2 separate regions of the Homo sapiens genome follow, and region 2 is linked to region 1. Evidence: read pairs that join two places in POLR2A ChIA-PET (ENCODE). Cell type or tissue: A673. All regions are shown on one strand. Links, peaks and the distances in the headings refer to the core of each region. The heading gives the core; the rest is flanking DNA.

What was found. Peaks named below come from ENCODE experiments on the same cell type or tissue, not always from the same donor. Only the 100,000 strongest peaks of a DNase experiment are listed, where the experiment ranks them.
Region 2: POLR2A ChIA-PET joins it to region 1 with 5 read pairs; 2 of 35 experiments call an interaction of 5 or more read pairs at or near these places.

Annotation. Positions count from the first base shown.
Region 1 is chr6:133,388,090-133,396,486 of GRCh38, forward strand. The region is part of intron 3 of EYA4 (EYA transcriptional coactivator and phosphatase 4); the gene reads left to right. Among named protein-coding and RNA genes, the nearest start is that of EYA4-AS2, 64 kb to the right of the region's middle. In A673, for the core only: no CTCF peak of the experiment used is centred there; a DNase peak (open chromatin) is centred at 4,152; H3K27ac peaks cover 426 bases.
Region 2 is chr6:133,253,233-133,261,629 of GRCh38, forward strand. All of the region lies in intron 1 of EYA4 (EYA transcriptional coactivator and phosphatase 4), which reads left to right. It overlaps LOC124901231 (serine/arginine repetitive matrix protein 1-like), which reads right to left and starts at 362. Exons shown (of 3, transcript XM_047419612.1): 1 at 281-362. The coding sequence starts at 362. In A673, for the core only: no CTCF peak of the experiment used is centred there; no DNase peak of the experiment used is centred there.

The sequences.
Region 1 (8,397 bases), core at 1,977-5,976:
ATTTCAGTGATAATTGCAGCTTTAAAAAACAGTCTCGGCCGGGCACAGTGGCTCACCCTATAAACCCAGCACTTTGGGAGGCTGAGGCGGGTGGATCATCTGAGGTTGGGAGTTCGAGACCAGCCTGGCCAACATGGTGAGACCCCGTCTCTACTAAAAATACAAAAATTAGTAGGGCATAGTGGTGGGCACCTGTAATCCCAGCTACTTGGGAGGCTGAGGCACGAGAATCGCTTGAACCTGGGGGGCGGAGGTTGCAGTGAGCCGTAATCATGCCACTGCACTCCAGCCTGGGCAACAGAGTGAGACTCGGTCTCAAAAAAAAAAAAAAAGTCTCAAAACATAGACTATTGTTTCCTAAATGTCTTATCACATATGTGCCCAATCGACCCTTCCAGTAGCTCATTGGGAACTCCTGGTAACTTATCTTTATTGGCCAGTGTAGCTGAGTGTTATTTTTGTACACTTTTTGATTTCTTTCTGCACTTCCCCTGTAGAGTTCATCATTTTCTAAGATTAAATGAATGGGCAAATGAGAATAATATAGTACATGTCCCTTCTCATTGTTACTCAGAGAATAGTTGCTTATTATGTGTTTAAATTGAAGAAGACTCATCCTAAAACCCATTAAGGAAAAGGAATAGGCTACAACCAAAAGGAGGAAGGGCCTCACAGTGGCATTTCTTCATTCATACCGTGTTTATTTAACCTTTGCCTCACTGTCTTCAGCTCCCTAGGTTTTATTCTTGATGCTTTTGCTTTTCTTTCATTTCATACTTTTTCATGTATAATCTCTGTTTACAACTCTTGATGTGGCCCACAGTGCCTAGCATGCTCCGCCCACGTCCTTCTGCTTCTGCTCGGTGTGCATGAGCTGCTGCTTGTTAGGAGGTCTGCATTCACCACTGCTACTTGCCTCTCTCCACAGAGGCTGGGACTCTCCTTCCCTTTCAGTTTCTCCTTTCCCCTCCCACCTTTGCTTACCTACATCATTTCAAATCATCTTCCAGATGTTTTGCGCCCGTTGCAGCACTCTCCCCTTCTCTAATTAGAGACAACTTAATGGTTATTCATTTCACTAGTATAGAGACTTAGAGCTTGATTTCATAGGTCAGGCATCTACAAACTGTGATATGAAAGGAGAGATTGCTAGGGACAGACCTTTAAGTGGAGTGGCTGCCAAACTCCTGAAGAAGCTCAGTGCTTTAAGGAAGCCTTCCCTATCCAGCCAACTAGTCCAGCCCCACTGTCATAAGGCCACAGGGTACCATGTTCTTCTCCTTCAGAGATTCTGCATGTGGTAGATGCCTCCTCAGTTCACCAGACTATAAGCTCTACAAGGTTAGAGTTCATATCTGCCTTTGTTCACCATTGCCTCATTAGTATACAGCACAGGGCCTAGCACATAGCAGGTCCCCAGTACATATCTGTTAAATGAATGAATAACTTCCAAATACACAAATCTGGCTTGCAATTGCTCCTGGAATATCTCTTTTAACCACAAATCCCTAGTGTAATTTAGTTAGGGATTTCTCTCTGCCATCTCAGCTCCACTTGTGAAAAATTGTAATTACACTTCTTTCCCCAGGGTCTTTCCTTTCTAGTGATAAATAATTCTCTCAGTTGTCCTGTCTCAGAACTTTTAAGCAATCTTTGACTTCTTGCTCCCTTTCCTAATCCTGCTGGTCATCAAGTTGACATTCAGCTATAGCCCCCCCAATTTTCTATGAAACCATGTTTTTTGAATTTTCCTCTGCCGTGCTTTTTGAATCTCTTTATCCTGCCTCACCTCACTGCCACTATGAAAGTTCAGAATCTTGCCACCTCACCTCTGAATGAATGCAGTAGGTCTTCACATGGCTTACAGGGTCTAGACCCTGCCTTTCTGTTCTGCCAAGACTGTCAGAGAGCCTTTCTTAATGACACTTTCCATATGGTGTTGCCGTGTTGGTCAATTGATCAGGCAGTATTCAGTAGACAGAGTATATACAGAAGCATGAGCAAATAACCTTAAAAGTTTATATGTGCAGGAAGTAAAAATGTGAAAATATACTTTTTGTGCCTAATTACTGCCCACAAAAGGTCAGGGGTTTTCTGGGCTACCTGTTGTCCACTCTCCTAGTTCTCTTATTTTTATTTTTATTTTTTGAGACAGACTTTCGCTGTGTCACCCAGACTGGAGTGCGGTGGCAGAATCTCGGCTCACTGTATCCTCCACCTCCTAGGTTTGAGCGATTCTCCTGCCTCAGCCTCTTGAGTAGCTGGGACTACAGGCGCCCCCGCCACCACACCCGCCTACTTTTTGTATCTTTAGTTGAGGTGGGGTTTTGTCATCCTGGCCAGGCTGGTCTCAAACTCCTGACCTCAAGTCATCTGCCCGCCTTGGCCTCCTAAAGTGCTGGGATTACAGGCGTGAGCCACTGCACCTGGCCCTATTTCCCTTATTTTACTCTGTTAAATGTTGCTTGAGTCTCATTTTGTATTCTACCTATCGTTCCAAACTGACATAGCAGTGCATGGCTCTAACATTAGTCCCAAAACATTCTAGGAAAAAATATATACCAGTTACATAGGTAATGTTTTCCATCTCCCCTGCTGTCTCCATTTCCTACATGTATCATAGAGTAAAATCATGTATGTGTGAACTCTGTGGCCACCCAAGGGCATCTATTTTTAGGTAATACTTATCTGGTAAGTTCTACAGATGAAATCATTTCATTAGAGGGATAGAGGAGAATAAGAGCACCAGAGTGCAGTTTGAGCACTGGGGGTTAGTGTGGTTAGGAAGGGCTTCATAGAAGATTGGGGGGCTATAGCTGAATGTCAAAGAATAGATAAATTTTGAAGAAATGAAGGAAAGAGAACTCACAGTGAGGTACAAACAAACAAACAAACAAACCAAAAAACCCAGGAGCTGAAATTGAAAGGTATGGTTTTTGGATAGTCCCACTTGATCCATGTGAAGAAATAGTAGATGAGATTAGAAAGTTAGGGTAGGTTAGCACAGCTTGTGGCTGGTTTAGCTTGCTAGTTGTTTTAGTTAGGACTCTTATTGGTTGCAGCTACTGTTGTCAGCCAGTTGAAGCAGAAAAAGGAAGTTTTAGTATCTATTATTTTTTGGGTTTTGTTTTTGTTTTTTTTTTTTTTTTGAGATGGAGTTTCGCTCTTGTTGCCCAGGCTGGAGGGCTGGAGTGCAATGGCATGATCTTGGCTCACCACAACCTCCACCTCCCAGGTTCAAGCGATTCTCCTGCTTCAGCCTCCTGAGTAGCTGGGATTACAGGCATGCACCTAAGCAAAGGATTAATTTCTTAACTCGGGAAAAGAGGGCTTGCTGAATTTCAGAAGGTATGGGAGACACAGATTATCTCCCTGTTCATCTCTTATTCATCTCTGTCCCCTTTGCTTCACCGTTCTGTGTCTTTATCTCTCTGGCTGACCAGCTTTGTTTTTCTCCAGGCCACACAACAAGAGGAAAATGCCCATGTGACACTGCTCCTGATTTTATACATTTGACTTCTTTAGCCACCTAGATAATAGATTCCTCTCTTTTTCATTATCTCAGTTCCAGATTTCTAGGGACGGGAATGTTTTCAGAGAGTCAGGGTCACAAAACAGAAATGTGGCTTTCAGGAGCCACCTCTGGGAGCCTATGAATTGGGTTGTGAGGAGCTTTCAAGCAAAGGTTGAGGGTAGATAACCCACAAGTGCCCTCTACTTTCTACTCCTTCCCTTCCCAGGACATTTTTAACCTGCCAGTTTTATCCAGCACCTACCCCTCCCTCATCCTTCACTTTATAATCCAGCCTATATAAACTAGCATATATCAAGGAAATTGAAAATGCACTCCCCCCTTTCCTAATTAGAGACAACTCAATGGCTATTCATTTTACTACTATAGAGACTTAGAGCTTGATTTCATAGGTCAGGCATCTACAAACCGTGATCTGAAAGTAGAGATTGCTGGAGACAGACCTTTAAGTGGAGTGGCAGCGAAACTGCAAAGTAAGAGGAACTCAGTTCCCCTCTTTATGTAAACTCTTGTACCAATTTTTGGCCTCCCTATACCCATCCCCAAGCTGACCAGTTCCTATTCAAGGGACCCAGTCTTCTCTTCGGCTCTCAAATACCAATTCAAATGCAAATTGCTTTCTCCATTTCCTGTGTGTAGTTGTTAGATAATTGTCTGACTAATGCCCTCAATTTTGCCAAGATTAGTGTCTAGGTTTTAGCTCTTTAAAAAAAAAAACAATGTTCAAACATACCTGCAGAAAGACAGTCAGCAATCAATAACCTAGAGCCCAGATTTAAAACTTGGCAAGCTCTCTTACAGGTATTGAGAGCTCACCAATGGATTTCTGATCAGGTAATGATATAATTAAAATTGTACTGGTGATGACAGATCAACCGTGACTCAGGTGCTTGGAGGCAGGGAGACCAGCTATGAAACTTACATAAAAGGCTGGAGAGACACTTAGCAAATTGTGGTTATTTTGGGGCGGCATTACACACTATTTTTTTCATAGCTTAAACACATTTTCCAAATTTTCTACAGTGGATACTTATTTCTTTTGATTTAAGAACAAATACATGCATATAAAGCCTGAAATAATAGATTTGGCTTGAAATAGGCATGGTGGCAGGGGGAAGGATCTGGCCTCTTCTTTCTGACAGCTTGCATTGTTCTTTAGAGATGAGAAAATGCCTGTCTTCGCCACATGTATTAGTGATTAATTCCAGAAAATGGCTGTGTTCCTGGTCAGCCTCTCCTACAGTAAACTGAGCTCAGAAATCTTTGTGGTTAACAGTACAAAACTCGTTCTGGAGACTGTTAGCTGCTTGAGTTAATTTGGTCAGAGTAATTCCTCATGTAAAGCAGCATTTGTGCAGTGACTTCTATCCAGAAGACCTAAGGAGCTAGGACAAGACTCTGCTTTGCATCACAGGGGTAATTAGAATGTTGTCGATTGAGGGCAACAACCATCTCTGAGTATTCTCCAAGATTGCTTAGGGGTTATTAAGCATCTTAAATCCTTATTTTGCACTTAGAGCATCTGTAGTGCAGAAATTCTAGACTCAGTGTGAGTAGAAACATAGAAGCTTTTGTGGTCCACTTCATGCTTGGCCAACTCTAGATGGTAATAGAAAGGGGGATATAGTGGTTTTCCTCTCAGTAGTTCAATTAAATGCTTATTCTCCCCCTTAAAGGTACTATTTATTGAGCATCTACTATGGGTCAGGCACCAAATGCTTGAGATACGTCAGTAAACAAAACAAGAGCATACATGGTAAAGGAGTATGTTAGAAGGTAATACATAACCACCAATTAAATAAAATAGGGAGGATCAGGAACATTGCGGAGGGGAATGGTTGTGGTTTTAAATTGGGTGATATTTTAGCAAACTTGAAGGAAATGAATGAGTGAGCCAAGCAGAGAGCTGGTGGAAGTACACTCCCTTCAGTAAAAGCCTGCGTGGCATGTTCAGGTGACAGAAGAGGGAAGGACAGTGTGGCTAGAATAGAGTGAGCCCAGAGTTCAAAATTTGAAATAGCAATATTCTAGAAAAAGCTACTATTTCTAGTCTTTTCCACATTTTGGAAATATTTACTTGTAATTTCAATAAACCATTTTCAAATAAATGTCTTGGACTAATTGCCTCTTTTGTCACTGCTACAAGATGGGGCTGATCCCCAACCAGGAACACCTCTCTCTGCCACACCACACACATCTTCTAAGACTAGGGCTCTCTCCTGATCAGAAGGCTTCAAGATTCTTCACCAGTGGAACTCGAAGTCTTAAGGCTTTTTCTAAAGTAGTGTTCTTAAAGTTTCAGTCTTAAATATAGATGAGGGCTTAATAGAGATTCCAAAATTTTGATTTGTAAAGGTACAGAGATTCTGCTTATTATCTTACATTTAATCATCACATTTCAGTTGTCTTAGCAACCTACACAGTATTCTCATTTGGTTTTCAATAAGCCAATGGATGAATGGGTTCTTTGTTCACGTGTTTATGAATTTCTATCACCTGATACTTGAAGTCTTTCAGGCATGCTTACTGTGCCAAATAACTGTCTTTATATTCCTAAAATTCATGTAGCTAAAATTAAGCTCTACTTTTTCTAAATATTTACATTTCCAATGAGAGAATCTCCAACATAAGAATAGTTGGAAAAATGTATATATAAGCTTGTGTTTTTTTTTTTTTTTTTTTTTTTTTTTTTTTTTTGGTCATCGAATGATTTAATCCACTCTTAAAATTCTAGAAAAAGTTATATCAAACAAATACTTGTCTTGCTTGGGTAGTAAGAGCCAAATAATACAGGTATCTTTAGTTCAACAGCGGCACCTTTATAAGCTTGTATTTAAAAAATACTTTTGCTTTAGTTATAATTAATTTCCAAGGCTCCACAGACTTGATGGCAAACTCAATTGTCTAGCAAACCTCACCCATACAGACATATTTGAGAATTACAGAGAGAAAAAAAAAAGCCTATGACAAATCTAGGCTTCATAGAGGTATCTCTGAGATGTTGTCTCAGAATGTTTTGTCTTACTGAATGCACAGTTTTAAATTCTAAGTGAAGGAATATATCGAAAATGTTTAACAAAGTACCTGCCACTGTATTATGTGAATTTAAATGACTGCTCTTATTACAAGTAGGCATAGTGATAGTATTGACAAGTGACAGTCTAATGACAAAAAGACAAAAATAGCGAAGCATAAATGTAAGAATGCAAAATGCTTAGTCACATGAGATATTTTGGCATGAACACTGGAAGCCCAGTATGCTTTAGTAATCCCTGAGGACATTGATATGCCTTAGTACTGTGTGATGATTCTCACTAGTGTTGGTCACCCTGATTTTCTCAGTAAAAGTTAAATTACATTTAACATCATAACATTTTAGAATTATTTATATACAAAATGATCCCATTAAAATATTTTAGAATTATTTATTTACAAAATGATCCCATTTAAAATATGCTATTGCTTAAAATAACCACAGCTCAGCAACACACAATATTTGACTAAACCATAATGACCAAATTCCTTGAAGGTTCTGGATAGATGAGGTTATCTAGAATTATTCCTTTTTCATGCTAACATGAGCAACTCAAGCATCTGGATCACTTAGGGATTTTTTTTTTTTTTTCTCCAATCCAGGTCAGGTACCTAGCACAGTGTGTGGCACATAGTAGGAGTGCAATAAATATTTATAATAGGAATTGGTGAATGAATGAATGAGGAGCTAGTTTTTATATTTTGGGGAGAGAAGTGGCAAGTTCTTCAAGTCTTTACCTACACTAGTCGCACTACCGTATGCCATATAAGAAGGTTTAAATGTCATCTGTAAATAAGATCAAATCTAAGGAAGACCTCTAAGTTTGGGCTGTGGTGGCTCCCGCCTGTAATCCCAGCACTTTGGGAGGCCAAGGCAGGCAGATTATTTGAATTCAGGAGTTTGAGACCAGCCTGGCCAACATGGTGAAACCCCATCTCTACTAAAAATACAAAAAATTAGCCAGGCGTGGTGTTGCGTGCCTGTAGTCCCTGGTACTCAGCAGGCTGAGACAGAAGAATCGCTTGAACCCGAGAGGTGGAGGTTGCAGTGAGCCAAGATTGTGCCATTGCACTCCAGCCTGGGTGACAGAGCAAGACTTCGTCTAAAAAATTAAAATAAAATAAAAACCCTCTAAGTTTGCTCTAACAAGTAGAGTAACTCTGTATCCCAGCTTACCCCATGTAGAGTCCCAGTTTACACTTGGTATCTCAGCATCCCTTTTGGATAGAGAGTTTACTTTCAAGAAAGTCTTGTTTGCATGATGAATTTAATGGTTATTCTAATTAAAGTCATCACGTCCTTACCAAAGGTTTTTGAAATAAAAATGTAATAATCAAGAATTTCCCTTTTTCTGTCTCCCCCTTCTTTTCTCCCTTCCCCTTCTTTCCTATCTTAGGATGACTTTTACCATGGGCATTGCACTTTTATCTTTAATACAAGACAATATGTGAAAAAGCTCTTTGAAAGGAAAGATGACTTGGGAAATAATTGTTCCATTTTTTTAGGCTTGGCTTCCATAGGAAGCTCTTCTAATGCATTCTGTCATGTGATTAATTTGTCAAAATTCCATACCTGTCAGAAATAATGTAATCTTTTCAAGAACATAGACAGTCTTATTACATGAAGTGATGTAATCCTATACTATTTATCTCCTCTGTATTCCTCATTCTCTTATTTTCTATTATTCTTCAAATAGAAGAGCTAAAGTCCCAACTAATGGGGATGTTAGAGATCATGCTAGAGCCTGGGAAAAAATGATTAATGTGGTTTGGTGGGATGCCAAGACAGATGCGCCACACCCTGCTCGGTGCAACAGCTGTTGTAGTAAAGA
Region 2 (8,397 bases), core at 1,985-5,984, 130 kb before region 1:
CACAGATAGTGGAGGAGAGTTCTGCTTCATTCATGGACAGGAAGTCCAAAGAAGGCACAGCGAACCACAGGTCCATCCAGGCACTTTATGCCAGATATTGAACGGGAAGCCTAGTAGCCCTTTAGTTACTGGAGAACGGCCAAAAACCCAGAGGTTCTATTTTTCCAAATGAGCACTTCCTGGGTTCATAAATCAAGGAACCCCACAGAGTATTCAAGTCACATATCTCCTTTCTCAGGTTGATTCTTTGTATAGTGGGTCCTAATGTGGTAAGACTTACTTATGAACATTTTATTTCTTATAATGCCGTCAGTCACTTCCTTTTTTCTCCCTGGCATATTCTCACCACCCTTATCCTCCATGGCCCCAACTCCCTTAACCTACTTGCCTAGTGCTCTTTTGCTGCCTACCTGGACAAAATAATAATAATAATAATAATCTACTCATCTTTCAAGGCTTAGCTCAAATGTCACCTCCTCTGTGAAGCCTTCCTTAAGGCTCAGGCAGAATTAGTTCTTTTCTCTGTGTAATACCATAGCACTTTTTTTGGACTGTTAATATAACAGCAGATTGTGTTGGGGCTCATTGTATGTGTCTGTCTTCTAGAGAGACTATGAACTCACAGAGGGGAGAGATCATATCTTTTTCCCTCCGTAACCTCAACACCTGGAGATGTTAATGGAAATTAAGTGACTGCACTATTCCATGCATATCTTTAAAGGGCATTAGGTCCCAAACCAGACATCTGCAAAGGATGAATCCTGTTAACTTTTTGGAAAACTGGTTCTCTTTTGCTTGTGGTCATGAAAGCTGGTTTATTGGTTATTTTCTACTCCAACTTATTTAAAGCCTCATTTGTACCAAAGTATTACTGATTTTCTAGTGGAAAAACAGGTATGTCCGGCGTACATTGGTATTTTCAATAAACTGACATTTAAAAGACAGATTTCTCGTTGAGGTTTATGGTCTTCATAATTCTAGTTTTCTCCAGAAACAGACCTTGATCTCTTTGGTTGCCTTCTGCTAAGATCGATTTCATGTTATTTTGAAGAATTTTTAACCCTCAGAATTATAGATTTCATTTGAGAGAAAGCATGTTCTGTATTTGTTTGTGTCAGTGTTTCAAAATGTGAGGACCAAAAATCCCAGATGTATCTATTAAAAATATACGTGGCCTTTTGCTGAGGGAAATTACATCTTTTTTTTCAGGCACAATTGAGGAAGTAAAAAAATTTTGTTTAGTTTTTAGTGGTTTGTTTTTAGGCATTTTCCATACAAAGATGAGCAAGACCCTTCAAAAACCACCAATTTGCTTATTTAGGGGGGAAAGTCTTCCTATGTCCAGAAATAACATTAAATTAAGATTATTGTTTCCAATAGTTTCAAAAATTGTGGTTTTATTTTCTTGTATGAGTCATTTTTTAGCATAGTGCAGTACATGATTGCACTACATCATGACAAAGCATATTTGCTCTGTGTTTCAGTGGGTCACTTTATTTATCAGCGTCAGATGATCAGATCAGAAGAGAGATCTAGCCTAACCCTTCCATTTTGCAGATGAGATGTTGTATTATGTGACCTTAAGACCTTAAGTCATTTACTCAGAACAAAACAGAAAAAGAGAACTTCATGCTGGGGACACTTCATGCTCCCAACTCTACATCTTACCACTTTATTTTTATTTGTTTGTTTCTGATGAGGAGTTGAGAATGCTGGAATCAGACTACCTTTGTGTGTATCCAGGCTCTGCCACTCATCAGCGATGTGACTTTGGTCATGTAATTTTCTGAGTGGCTGTAAGCCATAGTTCCAGCATGTGTACATGGGGAATAATAACAGTACTCGCCTCATGGAGTTGTAAGGAATAATTGAATTCATGCAGGAAAGACATTTGGTTCAGTGCCTGGCCCACTATAAAAGCTCAGGTTATAGTTTGAATTGATATCTTGGAATAAAATGCTGAGTGTATTTGATATTCAGAGAAGGAAATTCATGCTGCTAAAGCAAGTTTTTTTTTTTAATCTGTTACTTAAAAAATACAAATAAGTCATACTTTGTATAACATATTAAAACAGAGATGATAGAGGTTACTTTTGAGAGGAATGACCAGAGGGAGCAAGAGAGAGGCTTTGGAATGCTGATTATGTCTTTTATCTTGGTTTGGTTGCTGGTCATGTGAAAGTGTTTATTCAATAAAAATTCATCAGTGATCAACTTTTGATTTATGTATTTTATTTTACTGTGCATATGTTATACTTTCTTAAAAAGTTTTAAAAATACGGATATATTTAAAGTAAAAAGTGGATTTACTCATTCTTATTCTCTGCAAATCAGGATAAGTTGTTATACTTAGATGTGCATCTTTTCAGGCATTTTTTTTTCTATATATGTGTAAATGTAATAACTATGTGAGGATGTAATTTATTTTCATTTTACATTTTTAACTCCAATAGGATCATTGATTTCCTTAAAACTTGCTTTTGATCTGCTGAATCTTGAATATTTTTCCACATCAGTACATATAGTTTTGGGTGCTTCTATTTAATGTATGCAGATATTTCATAATTTCACTGTTCCCCTCTTGGTGTATGTTTACATTGCTTCCATATTTTTACTATTACTAAGTATGTTGCACTGATGATTTTTATGTCTCTTCGTACATCTGCCAAAAATATCTGTAGATAAAACTCTAGATGCAATATTAATAGATAAATATGTATGTGCATTTTCCATAGAAAATACCAAAATGCTTTTTAAAAAGATTTATGAATCTTGCATCTTTAAGGTAATATTCTCATCTTTCTCACAAAAACCAGGTGCAAAAATTTCAACTTAATTGAACCTTGTAATTATTTGTGCTCTGGTTAAGAAAAATGGTTATAGTAGTAAATTCCTTGAAACTCATATAGTAATCGGAATACTCCACTATGATTAGGATAAATAATTCTATTAACGATATATATTTAATATATACATATAATTTATATAATTAGTTTCTCACTTAAGAATATTTAGTATTCATTTTTATGAATGCATATTATATTTACTTATGGTTCGTAAGCCCAAATGTTAGGAAGAAATAAATCAGTAATATTATATTCACTACATTTTTTTTTACTTAGTACCATCAAATATTTACCAGAATTATTAGGAGAAATGGTTCTAACTCTCATGTGATTGGTGAGAACTTATGAGGAATGATATATTGTTATTCTAGTAAGAGCCTACTCTGTGCCAGGCACAGTTCTAAGCACCTTACATATATTACGATAGCTTTTTAACATAGAGATGAAAGGTATAGACATTGTATAAGTAATAAATGACATTACTCCATTATAAATGTGTTGATAAATATTATTATACATGTCACAATATCAGTTGTGTCATATCAATGACTAATTTATAAATCTGTTACTTATTATAATCTGTTTAATGTGGAAATAAAAGTTAATGCATCAAAATCCAGAAAATTGCTACTCAAATGCTGGCTAAAGTAATCTGATAGATACAGTTTTAAAATGAAGTATATTAATCAGTTGATTTTGTTGTTCGATTTTTATATGTAGAAAATTCTGTCTCCAGAATATTCAGTTCTTGTAGTTTTTGGTTAAGATTTTGATTAATCTTCAATGGTTATCTAGTGCCTTTAAAAAGTAGTCCAACTCAGAATAGCTAATGTATTCCTCTTGCATTGAATAAATATGGCTATCAATTTTTGTGGGGTTTTTTTTCCTGCAGAATTTCCTGTTATTCTAAGGGATTCAATAGGACTTACACATATAAAACTGAAAATTATATTACTATGGGGAAGCTGCTTTGTGCCTTTCAGAAGGAACTCTCTTGCTAACTTAAGTACTGTATGTGTGTAGAATAGCTAATATTTTCCTCCCAAGAAATTTCATGTATGCAGTTAAAACACTCTTAAATTGATTAAGGATTTGTTATATATTTCCAGAAGCACTCAAGAGTACTTTTATGGTTATAAGAGTAGAGTGCATTAGAATGCCAGAAACCAATGAATACGCTAGAGGCCTTCAAAACTGTGCCCAACATTCCTGACTTTACCATATAAACATGTGGGGTAGCCTGGAAAAACAAAACAACTCTCCTTCCCCCAACGTAGGTGAGGCCTGTGATGATAACACTTCAACTGGCTTGAATATTAATTTGATACTTTTCTGTTAGAAGTAATTTTTATTACTTAGCAAATGAAATGGAGAGGTAATAAATATGACTGATATTTATTTCTTGAGTAAAGTATTATTTTACATCAGATTCGACCAGTTACCTTTATCCTTTTTGGAAAATGTATTATACAAACTACCACAGTATTTTGCCTATTAATCAGGGAAGCTAAAAAACGTTTTATAAACGTTGAATCAAAACTCTCACTGCTGTGAGGGAATTAAATTTCAAGCAATATACTCCTTTTATAGGGTGAGAAACTGAAGTATGGAGAAATTACAAGGTTTTCCCAAAGCTATACACTGAGTCATGGCAGACATAGAAATCTACAATTCTGTTTGCCTGATTCAATCTGAAACTTCATGAAACGTAATTTATCCATTTCCTGACATGTGCTTTAGAAGTATATTTCCTTATTTGCTTATTTATGCTCTCATTCATTCATTCATGCATGCATTTATGCACTATTGACTATTTATGCACTCATTCACTCATTCATGCATTTTAAAAGAATCGGTGTTTTTGTATGATACAGTCTTGATTTAGGGACTATGAATATTCTGAATTTATATATCTTAGATATTTCTTCAAAGAAACTCATTGCATTTTTTTCACGATCATGAAAAAGAAATTAAGACATTAAGAAAACCAAGCTGGATTGTCCAAGTGTGGGCCATAGCAGTGTCTATGGGCAGCACCTGAAGCTAATTCAGGAGTGAATCTAGTTTGTTCAAGTGCTTGAACAAGAACTTGGCTGAAGCCCTGGAGGAGATGCCTGGGGCATAGAGTGGGGACGAGGAAAAACCATAGCACTCTTAGAGAGTACTGTAAGGACTAGTATCCACATCTCTACCACCTGATGTCTTTACATTTGGTTCAGTCAAGAGAGAGGGGGCAAATTATTCTGCTTCTCATTCTGCCATCTTCCTGATTTCAGTTCTCACGCTTTAAATTCTTTTTTATTGCGATCTTTTTCTTACTAGTTTAACCAGTATTTTCCCGCGCTTTCTTCACCAAATTCGTTTCTTTCCATCAGCTTGCGGAGTTATATTTTTTGATCGAACTGCTGGGGTTACAAGTAATTTGAAATGAGGAAAGTGTCTAGCAACTTCCCTCAGTCCAGTACCCTGTAACAGAGACTTCAGAGTACGTAGTGATGACACCTGCCCTCCTCCCCTTCTATAGAGAGTTTAGTGGGCAACTTTTTTGGCTTGTTCTCTTGTTCTTTTCTTGCAGCCCCAAGACTTAGGACTCAGACTTGGTTTCTGCTTGTATGGCTCTCCATCTCTTCCCTTGGAAGAGTTCTTTCCCGGGGGCTTTTTAGGTCCAAGAGCATTTGGACCCCTGGGAGATGAACTTGTAGATTCTACAAAGAACATCCAAGTACCAGGCAAACCACATCTTCCTGTAGCTTAAACGTTAGTCTTTTTTCCCCCTTCAATTTTACTGAAGAATAATTTAGTCTCCAACAAACAAGCAAACAGAACCCTAGGGTCTTTCTCAAAGGTGCATTCTTGCTGCTTTGAAGATTATCATCATTAATTTCTATTTCAGCTAATTGGTTTTCCTTTACATTTTTATTTGGGTATAAATGTGATACTTTGGTATACATTAATGTTGATCTATATTAATACGTCAATTTATAATTGAGTGATTTAAAAATAATGATGCACTATGACCTAGTTTATATCTGCCTTCCACTTAATGCATTTCCTAAGCAATTATGCTTTTGTGGCTGACTGAATTCCCTTATAATTCCCTGTTGGGAAACAAAGATTTTTTTTTAAATTGAAGAAGTGGTCTTGTTAACCAGGGGCACCGTACTTAACTTGAGAGAAAAAGATTAGGAATGACAGGAATGACAGCATACTCCTAATATCTAACAGCCTGCCATACATGTGAAAGCAGGACACATAGCAGGGAAGCATAACGTTGAGTTGACTCAAAACACCAAATGTATTTGATACATTATTTTCTGAATTCTTACAACTTCAGCCCTTTTAAAGGTCTTTGGATTTTTAGAAGCTATAAGGGCAGTTTTTGGTAAAGGTGGCCCTACTTCTAATTCAGTTACAGAGTCAGTGGAATGATTTTTATATTCAAATGCTACAGGGGAATTTATTGAGAGGAAAAAGGGTACTCAAACTTTCCTGGATGCCTCAATTAAAAATCTGGATCAATAAAATTTCCTCAAGTGTCCCAAATTTAAGGAAAGCAAACAGCATCTTATTTAATTACATTCTTAATTAGTATTCACTATAGACACAATTCAAATCAGTAACTTGGCATTAGATGAATCAGATTTATTGCCATATTATATAACTCTCATGTTTACTTTGTTGTGTTTGGGACTTCTCCCTCCCCATAATAAAGAATATGACTCACAGGTGTCACACCTTGATTCCTGAGAAATTAATGTTATAGAAAAGTTGTTTGGAAAGATATAATTGTGATTTTGTTATTGTTTTTGTTGTCATTATTTTCTTTTATGGGGATGGGCACACACTTCTTGAGATTTACCAGATTTACCTTGTAGTTCATAAATTATTTCTTTAGATGTATCTAATTTGCTGTTTAGTTTGTTTCTTGTAAAAAAATTCAGTGAATATATTTTTAAAAACATTTTTATGGTTCTCTTCCAGGTTTGTGTGTATATTTTTTTCGTGTGTGGCTTTTCAATTTTATTTCTGTTTCTTTTGTGTCTGTTTTAAGTATACCTATCTAGTTTTTTCCACATTGCTCTGTAGTTTCACATTCTTAGATTCCTAATTTGTTGTTGTGGCTACTCTCTACTGTGTTTTGTTTCTTTATGTAGCTTATAATTTTTTTTTTCTTTTTGAGATGGAGTTGTGCTCTGTTGCCCAGGCTGGAGTGCAGTGGCACGATCTTGGCTTACTGCAATCTCTGCCTCCTGGGTTCAGGCGATTCTCCTGCCTCAGCCTCCCGAATAGCTGGGATCACAGGTGCCCACCACCATGCCCAGCTAACTTTTGTATTTTTAGTAGAAAAGGGGTTTCGCCATGTTAGCCAGGCTGGCCTCAAACTCCTGACCTCAAGTGATCTGCCTGCCTGAGCCTCCCAATGTGCTGGGATTACAGGCATGAGCCACCGCACCTCGCCTGTAGTTTATAACTTTTGGTGGATTTCTCTCTTAGAACCCTTTGTACTCTGTGGAGCAATTTTGCATTCCCCTGGAGTCTAGGGATTTCAAACCTCTAGGTCAGTCTTTATTTTATTTTATTTTTTTGTCTTGAGGTTTCCATACCACAGATGCAGTAAACATTTAGAATTTACATCCTGCAAGGCTGAAGTTTTGATTTATCTCACTCAAGAAATTATTTTCTTTTATTCTCTTCCCAAAGGCTCCATCATAGGACAGGCTTCTTTGCTGAATCTGATGGTGGGCCGAGTTTTTCTATCCCCCCTCCAATAAATGTGACAAACTTTTTAGACTCCTTCCTCTGTGGATTGCCTCTTGCTTTTGCTTCCTGCCCATCGCCATAAAAGAAGATAATGACAACAAAACGATAACAACACAAATGTAAACGTACCTTTTCCTCTTAACTTTTCCATATCATCAATTTCTCATGAATTAAGGTGTGATACCTGAAAGTCACATTTGCCTTATCAGTTATATTCATATAGTTCCTTTGTCTTATTGATGTATCTCTCATATTATCCCTCATATCCACTTCTCCAGGCCTTTTTCCACCCCATGTCAGTCTAGATTCTCTTGGCTTCTCACTTGGAGCGTCACAGCAGCCTTTAAGTTGCCACTTAACTCCACTTCTTGTTCATCTTGTTTGTCAGAAATCTGAAGTAGATGTGTTGTTGCAATGATATCACATGTGCCATTCTTTGTTTTGGGGGTTTTAAGGCTTTTAAGGTTATCAAAATATTGTAATAACCAATTGTCTTAATTGTATTTTGTACTTATTCTCCTGCTTTTGCCAACTTAAAATGTCTTAACATCCTGTTAATACTGAATGCTGATGCTTTCCTATTCCCTTTTCTTTCACATGTCCGTCTATAATTGTTTATTGATTATATCAGTCTCTCAACACTAAAGGCACCAGTCACAACTTTGATGTTATACAGAATGACAACTAAAAGGTGACAAATGCTAATGACTTAATCGAGGAGTTGTTCATTTTTACAAGCTTACCTGAGTTCAGAGAATTGGTAAAAGACTGGTGACTTTTGGCTACTATC